Regions from separate parts of the Homo sapiens genome. Here region 1 is linked to region 2. Evidence: read pairs that join two places in POLR2A ChIA-PET (ENCODE). Cell type or tissue: MCF 10A. All regions are shown on one strand.

What was found. ChIA-PET counts read pairs that join two places held together with the same protein. Peaks named below come from ENCODE experiments on the same cell type or tissue, not always from the same donor. Only the 100,000 strongest peaks of a DNase experiment are listed, where the experiment ranks them.
Region 1: POLR2A ChIA-PET joins it to region 2 with 10 read pairs; 2 of 35 experiments call an interaction of 5 or more read pairs at or near these places.

What each region holds. Positions count from the first base shown.
Region 1 is chr12:92,075,167-92,083,166 of GRCh38, forward strand. All of the region lies in intron 1 of LINC01619 (long intergenic non-protein coding RNA 1619), which reads right to left. Among named protein-coding and RNA genes, the nearest start is that of LINC01619, 64 kb to the right of the region's middle. RefSeq lists enhancers at 2,519-3,718, 3,067-3,361. In MCF 10A, no CTCF peak of the experiment used is centred here; DNase peaks (open chromatin) are centred at 3,255, 5,055 and 5,515.
Region 2 is chr12:91,815,225-91,823,224 of GRCh38, forward strand. No RefSeq gene overlaps it. Among named protein-coding and RNA genes, the nearest start is that of LINC02404, 56 kb to the right of the region's middle. In MCF 10A, no CTCF peak of the experiment used is centred here; no DNase peak of the experiment used is centred here.

The sequences.
Region 1 (8,000 bases), 260 kb after region 2:
TTGGCAGCTTCTAATACAAAATTTATTAAAGTGAATTGAATTTTATTGTAAACAAATGACAATTTATTTTTCATATCTCTGCTCAATTTCCTCAGATACTTTTCTTGTGAGAGTTGAGCCTCTTAAATCACTATTCTCAGAGAATAGAAAATTCAAATATGACAACGGGGTTTAAACTGTCCATATCATTAAGCTTTGAAAAGATGGCAGGAATCTAAGAAAAAGATCCAAATATTGAGAAGACGTATTCCTTTCTTTCCATGATAAAAATCACAGAAAAAAAAATACTGCATAGGCATAGAGTTAATAAAAGATTAGGATCTTGATCTTTCAATGAGAAAACCTGAGCTTCTGGACAGTTCTAGGAAAAGCCACTGGAAGCTGTTGTCTTTGTAATGAAGGGTTCTTCTGCCAGATAACATGTGCTGTTGAAAGGCAAGTCTTTGCTGCATGACTGGTCACTCTAAGCATGCCTCTGACAAGGACACTTTAGAGGTAGCCACTGTTTCTGAACCAAGCCAGTTTCAAATACTCTTCCTTGCTCAGCAATGGACTATACTTCTTTTTTCACTTTGAGGCCTGTCCCCAAAAGCTGTCTAATAAGCCTTATAGCAGATACCAAAGGCAATTCAAATTCACTTTGAATCATGCTTCAGGAATCAGCTGCCGCAGACAGTGGTGCAACGACACATGCAAATTTCAAATAGCTAAGATACTTTACTGAGGCTTTAAAACATCAGCTCTATTTTCAAGTCAAAGATAAATGTGTCTACTGCTTTTCTCTGGGGTCATCACGTTGCTGCACTCAAGGGGAAACTTCCACCAGGTCTGTCCACTCCATATTTTTCATCCTTCTCCCTATTCAGCAGGATGCCTGGCAGGTTACTGGAACTGTGCTGGATATCAAAGATATAATTTCTGGGGGCACAAGAAGGTCTTTTTAGTCCTTCTAGAATAACATGGAAAGAAAATTCAACAAGTTATATGATGAAGTGTGATAACTATTTTGATAGAGGAAGTAGAATGCTGTGGGAATAGAGAAAAGAATTTCTAATCTAGACAAGAAAAAAAAAAAAAACAGAGAATTCTTCCAAATGAGCAGAAGAGAGCCAGGGAAGGAAGAAAGGGGCATGTGCAATTAGTCAACAAAATCACAGCCCATAACCTAACTCTGATTGGTTCACAAATCAGCCAACTGCTTCTATTAACTTCTTCCCCCAGATATCCACTTGGTTCACTCCTTAATTTCACTTGGGTCTTTACTCAGATGTCACCTTTTTACTGAGGTCTTTCCTCACCACCCTATTTAAATTACACTACACCTCCAACACTACCAATTTCTCTCCCCAACATTCACCTAACTACATATTTTGACTGTTGTTTATTTTTTGTCTATTTTCTTTCATACAAATAGATGCTCCCTTAGAACAATTTTTTTCTGTTATTTTCACTGCTATATCTTAAGCATCTAAGACAGTATTTGCAACATAACAGGCTCTTCGTAAATACATTTGGGCAGTCCATAAATACTTGCTGCCACTAGCTGATGAAGGATCCAAAATGAATTTGTGGGACAGGGTATGCTAATGTTGATGATCTCCACCCAAATCTTCTGATAGTTACCAGTCTTGATTTCAGTAAGCAAGACTTGGCAGCAGGAAATAATAATAATGTTTAATGTTTATTGAGTGATCGTGGTATGCTAGACCCTGTTAATAATCAAATACATCACTTCACAGTTTCCTCAAAATAACTTTGGGAGGTAGGGACTATTATTATCTTCATTTTACAGATAAGGAAATGGAGACACAGAATGCTAACCAACTTGCTCAAGGCCTCACACACAGACATTTAGTCACACCTCTGATAAGTCAGGAGCCAGGATTTGAGCCCCAATAATGGATCCAGAAGACTAACAATCTCCAGAAACGGAACCCATTCTGTACTCTGACAACACCGGACACTGATGTGAAAGATTAAATCTATGCTGGTAAGAAGAACTACAAGAGCTTTGATTCAACATTTTATGCAGGCCTAGATAATTATTTGTTGTAGGGAGACTGTTCTGTGTGCTATCACATGGTTAATGGTGTCTCTCTGGTCTCTACTCACTAGATGTCTCATATCCCAAGTTGTGACAATCATAGGTGTCTTCAGACATTACCAATGTCTTCTTGGGGGAAGGAGACAGAGGAGCAAAATCACTCCCAGTTGAGAATCAGTGACTTAATGTACTACAATAAAACTCATTATTCCACAGTGTAGCACTTTTTTCAAAGCCCAGTGAAATTATGGTATCATTTCTCAAAGTTATTTACAGAAGTTCCTCAAATACTTTTATTCAGCATTTCCATGGGGACTTGTTTGCAGCTACCCCTAAAGATGAGATTGTTCTAGAAGTGGGTAGAGACTGAGAGGGGAGGTAAAATAGCAAAAATGACAAAAGAAGACATGAGGTGTTTAATCACCCTCTTTTTCTTAGGTCAGGGCTATGCTGCCTAGGGCCCTTGTGTTTCCCTAGATTTGAAACATCAACAGACTGCAGGGCCCTCTGGGCATATCACAGCTTCTGCCATGGCTCCTAGAAGCCTTTGAAGCTGACAAAAAAAGGATGGAAGCCACTCTCATCTGCACATGCTATTTTTGCATATGATGCTCCCTCTGCCTGGAACACTTCACTTCCACCTTCCCTTCATCACTTTCAGTGGTAACCCCCAGGCCTATTTCCTTGGTAAACGTTACCTTCAGAAATAATCATGTTTGTTCATTGACTTATCTGCTGAATGTCTGACTTCTTCACCACTCCCCAGTTATCGCTAGAACGGAAGCTCAATGGAGCAGTGACCCATAACTCTATTTCTAATTCCTAGAGAAAAACATGACTGATGCATAATATATGTTCAATAAATATGTGTTGAATTAATTCACTAATCCTAGACCCTACCTTATACTATTTAAGCTTTTTACATGTCTCTCTCTGAACCACAGACAAACCATTCATGAAATGATCTTTATGGGGAAGGCATGACAAGAGTCAAAAGGAAGAGTCTTAAGAGATGAGTCGCTGAACATCATACTATTGTAAGCCTGAAGGGGTGGTTTGGTTTAGGCAGCCCAGTAACCCTGGAAAAGACTTGCAGACAAACTGTTGTCTGTGTACCAAGATCTTCCTATCCTAGTGTGGGAACATTAGTCTCTATGTGACTCAGCAACTTTTTGCTCCTACTGTGCACTCCACCCTTGTTATTCCTTCTTGTGAAGATATCTTGGGACTTTGCCCAACTGACTCCGTGCTCACACTTCATTGTTTTGTCCTCTCTTCTTTCTCATTCAGGAGCTCTCTTGGGAATAGAAGATTTCATGTGGGATGAAGAGAAACACAAATGTAATAGAAAAACAAAACTGGGAAAGGAAAAAAATGTTTTTGAGTGAAACTATGAAGTGACTATAGGTTGATTCATCAGTAGAAACATATGGAAACACTTATCTCAAAATTCAGTAGTTATGAAACTTGAAACCCGCTTCAATATTTTATTCAGAGTTATGTATTTGACCTTCAGGAATTCCATGTTAAGTTTCTGCTCAAAGACCAAGGAAACATCTAATTGATTGATCAAAAGGTTCATAATTAGATCCATTTTTTTCCTGAATCCATATTGGAGAAACAAGAAATAGATGACCTAAAAAAAATCCTTGAGTGGATGTCTCACCAGCCAGGAAAATTCCAAATAAAGTTTGCTTTGTGTCCAAGGGCTGAAATGAGGTGACTGTAATAGAAGTGATAGCAGGGAGCAGGTTGCTATTCTGACCTTGGTCTGCTCAGACTGCTGTAAGCATGGCCATCATTATACAGAAGGTCCAGTCACATCACGTGGGCAGAAACTAGACATTAACTTCAAGTTTTCTTTCCAGTTTTTATTTCTAATATGCCATTCTTCTCCTGGTATAATGACATAATAGCACATGAATGGACTTTACTTGGCAAACCAATGATTCCAAAAATTATTTTCAAAAGTTACACAGTAACCATAACCACAGTGTTCCATCACCAGGACAATATAACTTCAAGTCTCTTTGGCAACTCCATGAGGGGAGGGGGAGGATGAAGGAGTAATCACCTTGTTCTGCAGTTTCCTAGTCAGGCACCTAATATTCTCATTCTACTCAGTCTGTCTGTCTCTCATTCTCTCTCTCTCTCTCTCTCTCTGTCTCCTCTCTCCTCTTCCTCTCTGATCAAATGAGTTACTCTTGCCTCCTCTAAGGTCTTTAGATTCTGTTGCGATCAGAAAACAGGCTTTGGAATCTCTGCTTCAGTACCTTCATCTGAATATTAAAAAAAGGAGCAAAGTACCAACTGTCAGCCTATGTTTATAAAGCAAACTATCTGAGAAAATAATAGAAGTTTATTGACATAGACAAAACAGGCTACATATAGTGGCTCTGATATATTAAATATTTTTATAGTGTACTCATATTTAAACATAGTCAACCAAAAGCCAAAGGTCTTATTAATTAAGCAAAAATCAGAAAGCATATTATTAAATTTTAGTGTGACAAACACCATAACACAGGAAGGTACCACAGGGATGAGATTCAGAGGATTAATTGGGCAAAGAGATCTAGAAATAAACTTTATTTATTTATTTATTTATTTATTTATTTTGAGATGGAGGCTTGCTCTGTCGCCCAGGCTGGAGTGCAGTGGCGCGATCTTGTCTCACTGCAACATCTGCCTCTCAGGTTCAAGCAATTCTCCTGCCTCGGCCTCCCGAGTAGCTGGGACTACAGGCGTGAACCACCACATCTGGCTAATTTTTGTATTTTTAATAGGGACAGGGTTTCACCATGTTGGCCAAGCTGGTCTCGAACTCCTGACCTCGTGATCTGCCCCCCTCAGCCTCCCAAAGTGCTGGGATTACAGGCGTGAGTCACCGTGCCCAGCAGAAACAAACTTCTTTATGGAAATAAAATTGAAAAGAGAACATTGCCAAATAAAAAATGTTTGCACCACACACTTGTTACAAACAGCCAAGATGTTATTCAAGACTATTGCAAAAGAGGAGAGGGATTGAACTCAACTCCTAATTATTGCAAAGACAGCTGGAGATTTATACCCAATGAGGAGAGTGAGGAGGTCAGTGGATCAACAATTGGTAAGGATGAGAGATTCTTGAAGGACTTAGCAGGATTATTTGCAAAAATGGGGCTCAACAGGCCAAATTAGAAGCCTAGACGAGAAGAAGTTTCAAAGGACCCTGACTAAAGTTGGCACAGAAGAGAGTCTTTGTCACTGTGCAGGTGATGGATAGAAACAGAAACTAAAAGCCACTGTACTACACAAAGTTGGAGAAAATTCTCTTTGTGGTTTATTGAGTTTAGGGAGATAAAAAGCACCCTGGTGAAAGGAACCTGCCCACCACATAGCCTGGGGCCTCCTAGAGTATTTAGAATGGAGCATGACATTCTAAGGACATCGGGAAGTGTTTACTGAGAAACCTGAGTGAAAGTATGTCTGAGTCACATGCGACAGCAATCATGAAGTCAGGAATTTATGGAACTCTTAGTTCATCCACTCAACATTCACTCAGCAAGTATTTATGGAGAGCCCAAACGTATTTATGGAGAGCCTATTATGTTGCAAGCACTGTCTTAGGTGCTTAAGATATAGCAATGAAAATAACAGAAAGAAAATTGTTCTCAGGGAGCACATATTCATATGGGAGGGAAGAGACAATTTTAAAACACAACAAATAAATAAAACAGGCAGTTAAATGAATGACATGGAGAGAAATTGGTAGCGTGGGGGTGTGGTGTAATTTAAATAGGGTGGTGAGATCTCAGTAAGAAGGTCACATCTGCATAAAGACCTAAATGAAATTAAGGAGTGAACCCAGTGGATATTGAGGGAAGACGTTAATAGAAGCAGTTGGCTGCTTTGTGAACGAATCACTGAGTTAGGGTATAGGCTGTGACTAACTGCCCATCTTCCTTTCTTCCTTCCCTGGCTCTCTTCTACTCATCCCTCAGGTTTTGACTTAAAAACTTCTCCTTTGGAAGCATTCTCTGTTTTCTTCTTGTCTAGATTATGAACACTTTTCTGTATCCCCACAGCATTCTACTTCCTCTATCAAAATAGTTATCACACTTCATCATATACATTTCTTTCCATATTACTCTATAAAGACTAAGAAAACCTTCTTGTGCCACTCAAAATTATGTCTCTGATATCCAGCACAAAGCAGGAGGCAGAATTACGTTGGGAATCAGACTATCTGGGATTTATATAGTGGCTGTAACACTTTCTTAATACGTGCCTGTGGGCAAGTTACTTGGCCTTTCTGTGCCTCAGTTTCCTCATTTTTAACAATGGGAGTACAGATCTAGCAAGTGCCTGACACAGCGTAGATGCTTGATATAGGAATCTAACAATTGCTACTTCCTCCAGAAACATTTCAGTCCACAGGGAGCATTGCTTTCTGTGAAGTTCAAAGAAAGTGTGGCCCAGTGAAATGAACATGAGTTTTAGATTCAGATAAAGCTGAGTCAGTTTGAATACTCATATCCAATATTTTGTAATTATATAAATGGGTATAAAAATCTTTATTTCAACAGTTTGTTGAGGATTAAAAAGAGACAACACACACAGGGGCCTAGCATACAGCAGGTACTCAACAGACGCTTATTCTGCCATCATCATTACTCATATTTATCTGTTATTATCCTTCATTTGCACTTCACTGTCTGATATCTTATAAGCATCTCTTGTGGAGTCATTTAACTTTTCCTTAGGCCCAAACTCTGGCTTCCCCAGTAGAGTGTAAGTTATTTGGGGTAGAACTATATGTTTCACTTCTCAGAGATTCTCATAATGCCTTGCACAAGACCATTCCCAGAGTAGGCACTCAATATGAATTGAATGAATAATAAATAGGAGAAAGAGAGCGAGAAAGAGAGGAAGAGAGGTTTTGATAAGTCAAGGGTTGTATGAAGAATAGACCTAGGAATGGTTCATGGAAATCAATGTAAATGACTCTTGCAAATGAGCAGACTGAAATATATTTAGAGCTCCCTTAGGGGAAAAAATTTCATTTCCATTCCTAGGATAGATATTTATCTGTTCAGAATCATTCAGATATAGTCCTGCCTGAAGAAAGAGGTAACCTCTCAAATTCTTTCTTGACCTATTATATATATTCTCTCTCTCTCTCTCCCTATTTCTGTGTGTGTATGAGTGTTTTTAAAATCAATGTATCAATAATTTTAGACAGAGAGAAGACAACATGATTGTCTGAATGAGATGCATATTTTTCCACAGGGTACAAATAAAATATTCCAAGAGATAACACAGTTAGATTTCAAAGTATTACTAAGAAGAACTAGCTATGTTTTTATTAGTTGAAAGAATCTCACTGCAAATAAACCAATCTGCTATTTTAATGCTAAACAGAAAAACTTTGAATTATGCAAAAAAATAATGCACAGCTTCTGATGATTATAAAATGCATTACTAAAGGCTATGATGCATCATTTATAGGCTACTATTGGAAATCTGAGCTCTGAGAGATGATTAGTTTAAATAACTGAAAGGGAAAGTGACTTGGCATATGAGGAAAGATAACTATTTCACAAAATAAGCCCACCAAATTTGAGACAATGAATTAAACAACTTACAAATCTGCTCAACAAAAGCATAGGTAAAAAGAAAGATCTATGAATCCTTTTATCAATTGCTTCTTAAGTATTTATTTATTTTTAATTAATTTAATTTTGTCACTCTGTCTTCCAGGCTGAGTGCAGTGGTGTGATCATAGCTCACTGCAGCCTCAGCCTCCTGGGTTCAAGCGATCCTCCCACCTCAGCCTCCCGAGTAGAGGGACTACAGGCACGTACCACCACACCCAGCTAATTTTTTATTTTTTATAGGCGAGGTCTCTCTATGTTGCCCAGGTTTGTCTCCAACTCCTGGACTCAAGCAATTCCCCTGCCTCGGCCTCCCAAAG
Region 2 (8,000 bases):
CCACTACTATGTAGAGAAACCTTGTGTTTGTGCTTCAGTGTAAAAATACACAGTCTCTAGCACAGCTCTCTCCCATTTTAAAGCTTTGATTCTATGGAATTTATTTTGCAATTCTATAAGTTGTAGATAACTGATAGCAGTGCAAAAATAAGTCTTGTCTCTAGACATTTAAGTTCTCTACAGTGGCCGTTCAATTGTTTCCCCATCTCCACTATGGAAGAAATCAGTTTTGCCTCCATTTTTACATCCATGTTAATATTCCAAATCTATAAATGTGTCTATTCTTAGGATTCTCTTTCGAACAGGTTATAATATCTGTTTGGTTATTTTACTGATTAATATGTTAAATAAAGTTTTTAACGTGTTCATTTTCAGCTGTATGAATGTCATGGTTTCCCTGTTTATTGAAATTATCTTTTAACGACAACTACTACTTCTTGAAACCACATTGTTAAACTAAGAAAAACAACCAGCAACTACTACTCCTATTTACTTGTACTAGCTCATCTGACTTCCACAAAAATCCTATGAGGTAGGTAAATCCTATTATGATTTCCCTTTCACAAATAAGGTGTCTGAGGCCCAGGGAGGTTAACAAAATTGCACATGGTAACACAACTGTTGTCAGACCTAGACCTTGATGCCCAGTTTCATCTGACTCCAGAACTCACGCTGTTACTCATAACACTGTATTGACTGTCAACACAACACCATTTTAAACCAAGTTATTCTGTCTGCTGGAGAATAGGAGCAGAAGTACTATTTAGAAAAAAGACCACTCAAGTAAAACTGATATTTGGAAACATTTATTATATGACTGCATTCATACCTATTCTGAAATATGAATCTGAATCTGGACAGGAAGGAGGGATCATCACAAGGCCAAGAGAATGAAGTTGAATCTATTTAGCTCTCCCTGAGTTTATTATGTTTCAATTATGATATTAAAGATATTTTAAATTCTTATACTATTACAACCTAAATAATATGGTGCAATAATACAAGAAAAAATATTATCTTAATGTCAATAGAAAAATGTGTTAAAATGTTTGCTATCAAGGGTTATTTCCTAATTTCCTTCATTATTCTTAAAAAACATAGTTGAACCATATCACCAAGTTCAATAAAATATAACCAAATTGTACACAGATCACATCTTTATTTATCCAACAGACACTTTCAAAACGTTATTTGTAAACATTTTCATACAAAAAAAGAGATGTAAATTTCTGACATTATTATTTATTTGTCCTTATTATTATTATTATTATTATTATTTTGATACAGAGTCTCACTCTGTCACCCAGGCTGGAGTGCAGTGGCGCGATCTCTGCTCACTGCAAGCTCCGCCTCCCAGGTTCATGCCATTCTCCTGCCTCAGCCTCCTGAGTAACTGGGATTACAGGTGCCCACCACCACACATGGCTAATTTTTTGTATTTTTAGTAGAGACGGGGTTTCACCCTGTTAGCCAGGATTGTCTTGATCTCCTGACCTTGTGATCTGCCTGCCTCAGCCTCCCAAAGTGCTGGGATTACAGGTGTGAGCCACCACACCAGGCCTGTCCTTATTAATTTTTATGATTGCTTGTGAATGAAAGCCCATCTTTTGGCTTTCCATTTTTGCATTTCTGAATGTTACCAAATTTCTCTATCCTCTGGATTTTCATGGTATTCTTTTTCATTGTTCTCTTTTGGAACTAATTACATTCCATCTTTATTTATTATCAGGGTCATTTTACCCTAAATCTTTGCCTTTAGGGCCATTAGCATAGGACTGCAAAGTAATATGGTAGTAAGTCATAGCTCCAAGTTTATCAAAACTATAACTGTCCACTGATGAAAACATTCCCCCATTGAGAATTAAGACCTGTACTTTGGCAGAACCTAAGTTCAAGGTAATGGAAAATGTAAATCTACAAGTGGGTTGGTCAGTAAGAATTATACTGAGAGGCTAATGATAATTTTCATTCATTGGTTCCAAAACTCATGTGTTCTAGCCCTTGAGTAAATACTTATTAGCCACAGGTTCAATGTGCACTTCACATTCTGCAAGACATTGTCCCTGAGCACGATTGGAGCATTTTCTAGGTCTGTCTCTTCAACCTCATATTCATTATTTATCAAGTGTGATGCATGCTGTCTCCAAAACTTTTCTCACACTTGACTCCACTAATACTGCTTTGTTTCAAGTCCTTTTCATCTCCTGCTTGACTTTTGCAATTGTTTTCTAACTGATCCTTTTGCTTTTTCTCTTTCATCCATTTTCAGTGGTGTCAGTAAGCATGATCCAAATGAAATGGACCTCCTGCCCTATTTCTAAACCTGCATTTGGAACTGCTTCCTATCCCTATTTACTTTTTACTGTATTACTCATTACTCCACCTACAGCTTCAGCTGACTCTTCGAACTTGACCACTGGCACCACCTTTTGCTTACTTTGGCTGCATTTTTCGAACTGTATTTTAAATCCTCCCTCTGGCAACACTGCCTTAAGCTATCTTGGTCCAGTCTACACCAGGACTAGGACAATGAGGTCTGGACTGGACTACTGTGGACAGTTCTCTTGCCAAATATGCCCTGGCCTGCCAAGAAAGACTTGGACTTTTCACCACTGAAATGGCTGTTTGTTATGCCATGGATGCTTTATATATGCAGTCTCTGTCTAAATGTCCTCCCTTGCTCCCTACTGGCAGGATTACCATTCAAGAATCTGCTAATGTATTGCCTTCTCTAATACATCTCCCCTAGGCACAATAAAAGTATTCATGCATTCTTATAATACTTGACACATAGCAGTCATAGTACCATTACTCTCAATGGCAAAACTGCAATTACTTTTGCACCACCTAATAAGATTTGTAAATGTTTATTACATGCTGGTCTGTGTTAATCACAGGTATTTCACTGGCATATGTGAATCAGTCAGCTCCCAAACTCTGGACTTCTTAAGGGGGGAAATCTATTCTCTTTTCCTTCAATGTCTTTCCTTCATTGTAGCCCAATTCAAGGCCATATAATTAGTGTTCATAAACACTGAACTAAATTAAATCAAATTGTTTGAGATATACTCAGTTTACCATCTTTTCTTAGACATAGTTAACAAAACAGTAATTTTTCCATATTATGCCACTTAACACATTCAAATTTCAAACTTAATTCTTGCCTGAGTCATTCTTCCAGATGACTGGGTTCAGTCATGCATAGCAATTCAATTTACCCTGATTTTAACCTCTTGTTACAATAATGGCTTCCAGGTCAACAGAAAGGACTTTAAAAGCTATTCCAGTAAGGATTGGTGAAGGTGAAGGGAGAGGAGAACAGGCAATAGCCCAATCATGTTTGGTACATGGCATGTTTGCTGTACTTTCTGTCGTGTGTGTGAGGAGCTCTGTTTAACTGACTTGAGGACTGAAGTACTGAACAAGCAAAGAATTGCTCAACTCCCTAGGTAGGTGGGTCTCAGTCAGTATTGAACAGGCAACCCTGTCATTTCAGTGTGATCTGTACTTGTTGGGAAATTGCTGTATGGTGTATGTACAACGTCTTTGCTGCTCACCAAGGTTGAAAACATTTAGTAGTCCACCCATGGGAAACTGAGAGTCTGTCTAGCCTCCAGCCATTGAAGCTTGAAACAAATTAAGTTCCCATCTCTCTCCTGGCTATTTGGGTTTGAACAATCTCTAAAGTGGTCTAGTAAACAGGCAGACAAGACTCCACTTGAGATGTAACCCTGTGTATAACCTAAAGCTAAGGAAAGTTTATGGAATCAACAGGCTGGGGCATGTTAGCTCTATAGTGAAAAATCAAAGAATTGCAATTTAGAGGTAGGGGTAGGGCAAGCCTGTGCTGTTGAATAAAAATGAATGCAATGTGTTTTGTTTTTTCAACATGTCTCAATGTGAGAAGGAGGTCAGAAAAGCTATGGGAGTGTTCAGAAAGTGATCTGTGTCACTGAAGTGTGGCAATGGGCCTGTGTAAATTAAAGATCTAAGCCAATGTGGAAAACACATTTTCAGCAGTAAATAATGTCATTTAAGGAGACTGATTGCCAAAGCAGCCTCATTGCCTAATGGGGGCCTAGTCTTTCATTCAACAAATATTTACTGCCTGGCCCTGGAGCTGGCACTGCAGTGCATTGGTAAGCAATAACCCCTGCCTTGTAGTTTTAATATTTTTATATAAGAGACTAATAAAAAACAAATACAAAGACTTTTTTTAAACCCTGCAATTTGGAATAAGGTCCTGAAAAGGGTGAAGGGAGTGCTGGCGTGCTGTTCTTTCAGCCACTTGGGCAAAATACGCAAGGATATTTCTATTCTGACCTATATTTGTAGAAAGTCTCTCCCCAAAACAATGATCTAGGCACACACACACACACACACACACACACACACACACACCCCAAACCCTAATTCTTGTGATGCCTCAATTCAGATCTGTCCCAGCCATGAATTTTGATTGCTCTGCACTTTCCCATCAGTCAACATGAAAGACTAGAAGGCCTGAATTATATTCATAAAGGACGCAATTGCTTATGGAAATATGACTCTAAGCTTAGAGTTTAGAAGTTTAAATTGCCCAGATCAAGATCATATAAATTACATAAAATAAATGACAGACCCGTTTTTCCATTTCATTTAGTCTAGATACCTATGGATCCTGCTTGTTTAATATGTAGTAATTATAATGTCACCTTCACACAAAATGCAGTAACTCTGTTAACAGTCTAAAAGAAAAAAAAAAATCATATAGGGGAAGAATTGTAGAGCAGCTGCCAAGAAGCTAAAAACAACAAAATTATCATTAAAAGATAGACTTAACAGTACCACATGGCAGAATTAATCTCTCCTGACCTAATGACCCACGTATTATGTTACCGAAATGGCATTTTTCAGAGGAAACATTTCTGCCCATCCTCTCACCCAGAACAAAAGCCTAATAAAATTTAGATTTTGAAGAGTTGGGTGCCTAGCTCTGTGGTACACATTCTGTAATTGTTTATGCGTATTTATCAATCAGATTGTAAATATTTCAAACGCAGACATCCATTCAAAGTCTTATTTTTATGTATCACAAGTATATACAGTCAGGTTCATTGTGCCTTTAATTCCTTCAGCTCTCTTATTTAGTTATTCATTCATTTATTTCAACAAATAATAAACATCTGTGAACACTATACCCAGGCCAAGAGCTAGAATACTGGCAACTGGTTGCAGGTATCTGGGTTCCTTCCCATCCTGTTTTTGGGCGGAAGTTTCCAATACAAGCTATCCATCATTCTGCCTTTTGTATTTTTATTTTTTGTGTGTTATGGACTGAATGTTTGTGTCTCCCCAAGGTTCATATGATGAAACCCTATCCCCTGATGTGACGATATGTAGTGGGAAGCCTTTAGAAGGTACTAATAATTAGGATTAAATGAGGTCATGAGGGTGGAGCCTCTTAGAAGGGATTAGTGCCCTTCTAAGAGTCACAAGAGAGCTTGCTTCCCCGCTCTGCTCTACACTGTGTAAGGATACAATTCAAAGTTGGCTGCCTGTGATCTGGAAGAGGGCCTTCACCAGAACCGGACCATGCTGGCAATCTGATCTTGGACTTTCAGCCTCCAGAACTGTGAGAAATAAATGTCTATTGTTTGTAAGCCACTTGGTCCATGGTATTTTTGTTACAATAGTACAAGCTGATGAGGACACCTTGCTTTTTTTTTTTTTTTTTTTTTTTTTGAGACAGAGTCTCTGCTCTGTCACCCAAGCTGGAGTGGAGTGGCACGATCTCGGCTCACTGCAACCTCCATCTCCTAGGTTCAAGCAATTCTCCTGCCTCAGCCTCCCAAGTAGCTGGGACCACAGGTGCACACCACCACACCCAGCTAAATTTTGTATTTTTAATGGAGACAGGGTTTCACCATGTTTGCCAGACTGGTCTCGAACTCCTCACCTCAGAAGATCCGTCCACCTCAGCCTCCCAAAGTGCTGGGATTACAGGTGTGAGCCACCGTCCAAGCGACACCTTGTTTTTTGATAATAGTTGTATTACACATAGCATATATTTAGTAATATTTTTTATACTGAGCTTTTATTTTCATTTTTCTAAAAAAAGGCTATTATGTTATATACAGATTCTGGGATTTTTTTTTTTTTTTGTCACTCAGTAGTAGCTGTGATTCATCCATGTTATACAAGTTGTGATTTATTCGTTTTCACTACTGTGTAATGGCACATTTATGATCTTTTTAATCCACTTTATCCATTCTCCTCTTGTGTGTTTTGTTGTTGTTGTTTGTTTTGTTTTTTTCCAGACAGAGTCTCACTCTGGACAGGCTGGAGTGCAGTGGCAAGATCTCGGCTTATGGCAACCTCTGCCTTTCAGGTTCAAATGACTTTCATGCTTCAGCCTCCCAAGTAGCTGGGATTACAGGTGTGTGCCACTATGCCTGGCTAATTTTTTTATATTTTTAAGTAGAAAAATACAACAAATTTCATAGCATTGGGTTTTGTCATGTTGGCTAGACTGGTCTCAAACTCCTGGCCTCAAGTGATCTGCCCACCTCACCCTCTCAAAGGGGTGGGATTACAGGCATGAGCAACCGTGCCTGGCCCTCTTTGTGGTTATTTGCATTTAATACAGATTTTTAAACTTTTGTTTCTTTTTGCAATTATAAACAGTGCTGCTCTAAACATCCTTATATATGTCTCTCAGTGCACATAAACAAACATGTCACATGAATTTATATCTAGGAGAGGAACCAATAGGTCGCAGGACATATGAATATTCACTTTTACAAGATAATGCTAGATTGCTTTTCAAAGCAATTGTACCATTTTATCCCCACAACGATGTAAAAGATTTATTGATTAGCATTGCTCCAGCAATTGTTATCAAACTTTTAATTATTTTGATTGAATGGATGTAAAATGGCATTTTCTTGTTGTCATGATTTATAGTGACCTGATTACTAATTAAGTTAACTATCTTCATATACTTGTTGTCTAATGGCTTTCCGGTAGGTTTGTTAGACAATTGTACTAAGCAGTCTAATGGTAATTGATTCTGGATAGGAAAGTGTTTCTAGACAAACACTCTCTAAATTAATTTAGTTTCAGAATGCTAGCTTTTTCATAAATAATACATTTATAGATATTCTATTCATATTGTTTGACCTATATGGCTAATCTGTTTTTGCCTTAGCTGTGGACCTACAGTTTTACCACCTAATAACTCCAGAAATTTCAGAGCAAAAGTTGGTGAATCTCAAAGGCAAGGGATGTTTTCTGAATGTTGCAGATTCTTTAATTTATATACATATATTAATTTCAACTTGTTGGAGGTTTAACCTCCTGGGAAAATGAAACTCTTCATTTGGACTTGAATTGTATTAGACCTAGGATCTGTTCTTTGGGTAGGTATAGATTATTTTATGCTTTAAAATGCCTCGATGTTTCTTTGGGGACTAAAATACACAGATCAAAGTTAAAGACTGTAAGAAAGATAATTTTCTTTTTTTTTTCTGTTATATAGGGATTCATTTCATTTTATTTTTTAAAAAATGCAAGTTGTATACAAACTCCTTGGGAAGCTATAAATCACTGTTCTACTGAGATTGTCATACGTAGGGGTAACAGGCACCATCTGCAATTCATCTCATAGACTCCATTTGAAAATACCAATTTTTCTTCAGTCTGTCTGAAGGGATTGTGAGGGATGGTCTGACAAGGAAGACAACCAGGTCTTCCTTTGGGTATCCAAATACTAACAAAATATCCAATCTTTGCTAGGTATTAGAAAAGGGAGAACAGAAAGTTATCCCAGAAAGCCAAAATCATAAGAATACAAATTTAAAAGCCAGGATCACAGAATTATGACATACAAGGTGTCTCCAGTCTAAATTCTAGAGATGCAAATTTTCTAGAAAACCCATGGCACTTCTCCAGGTAAAATGATGATGATGCATTCATATCTTGCATGATGATATAGCCCCACTGGGAGAAAAGGTAGAAAT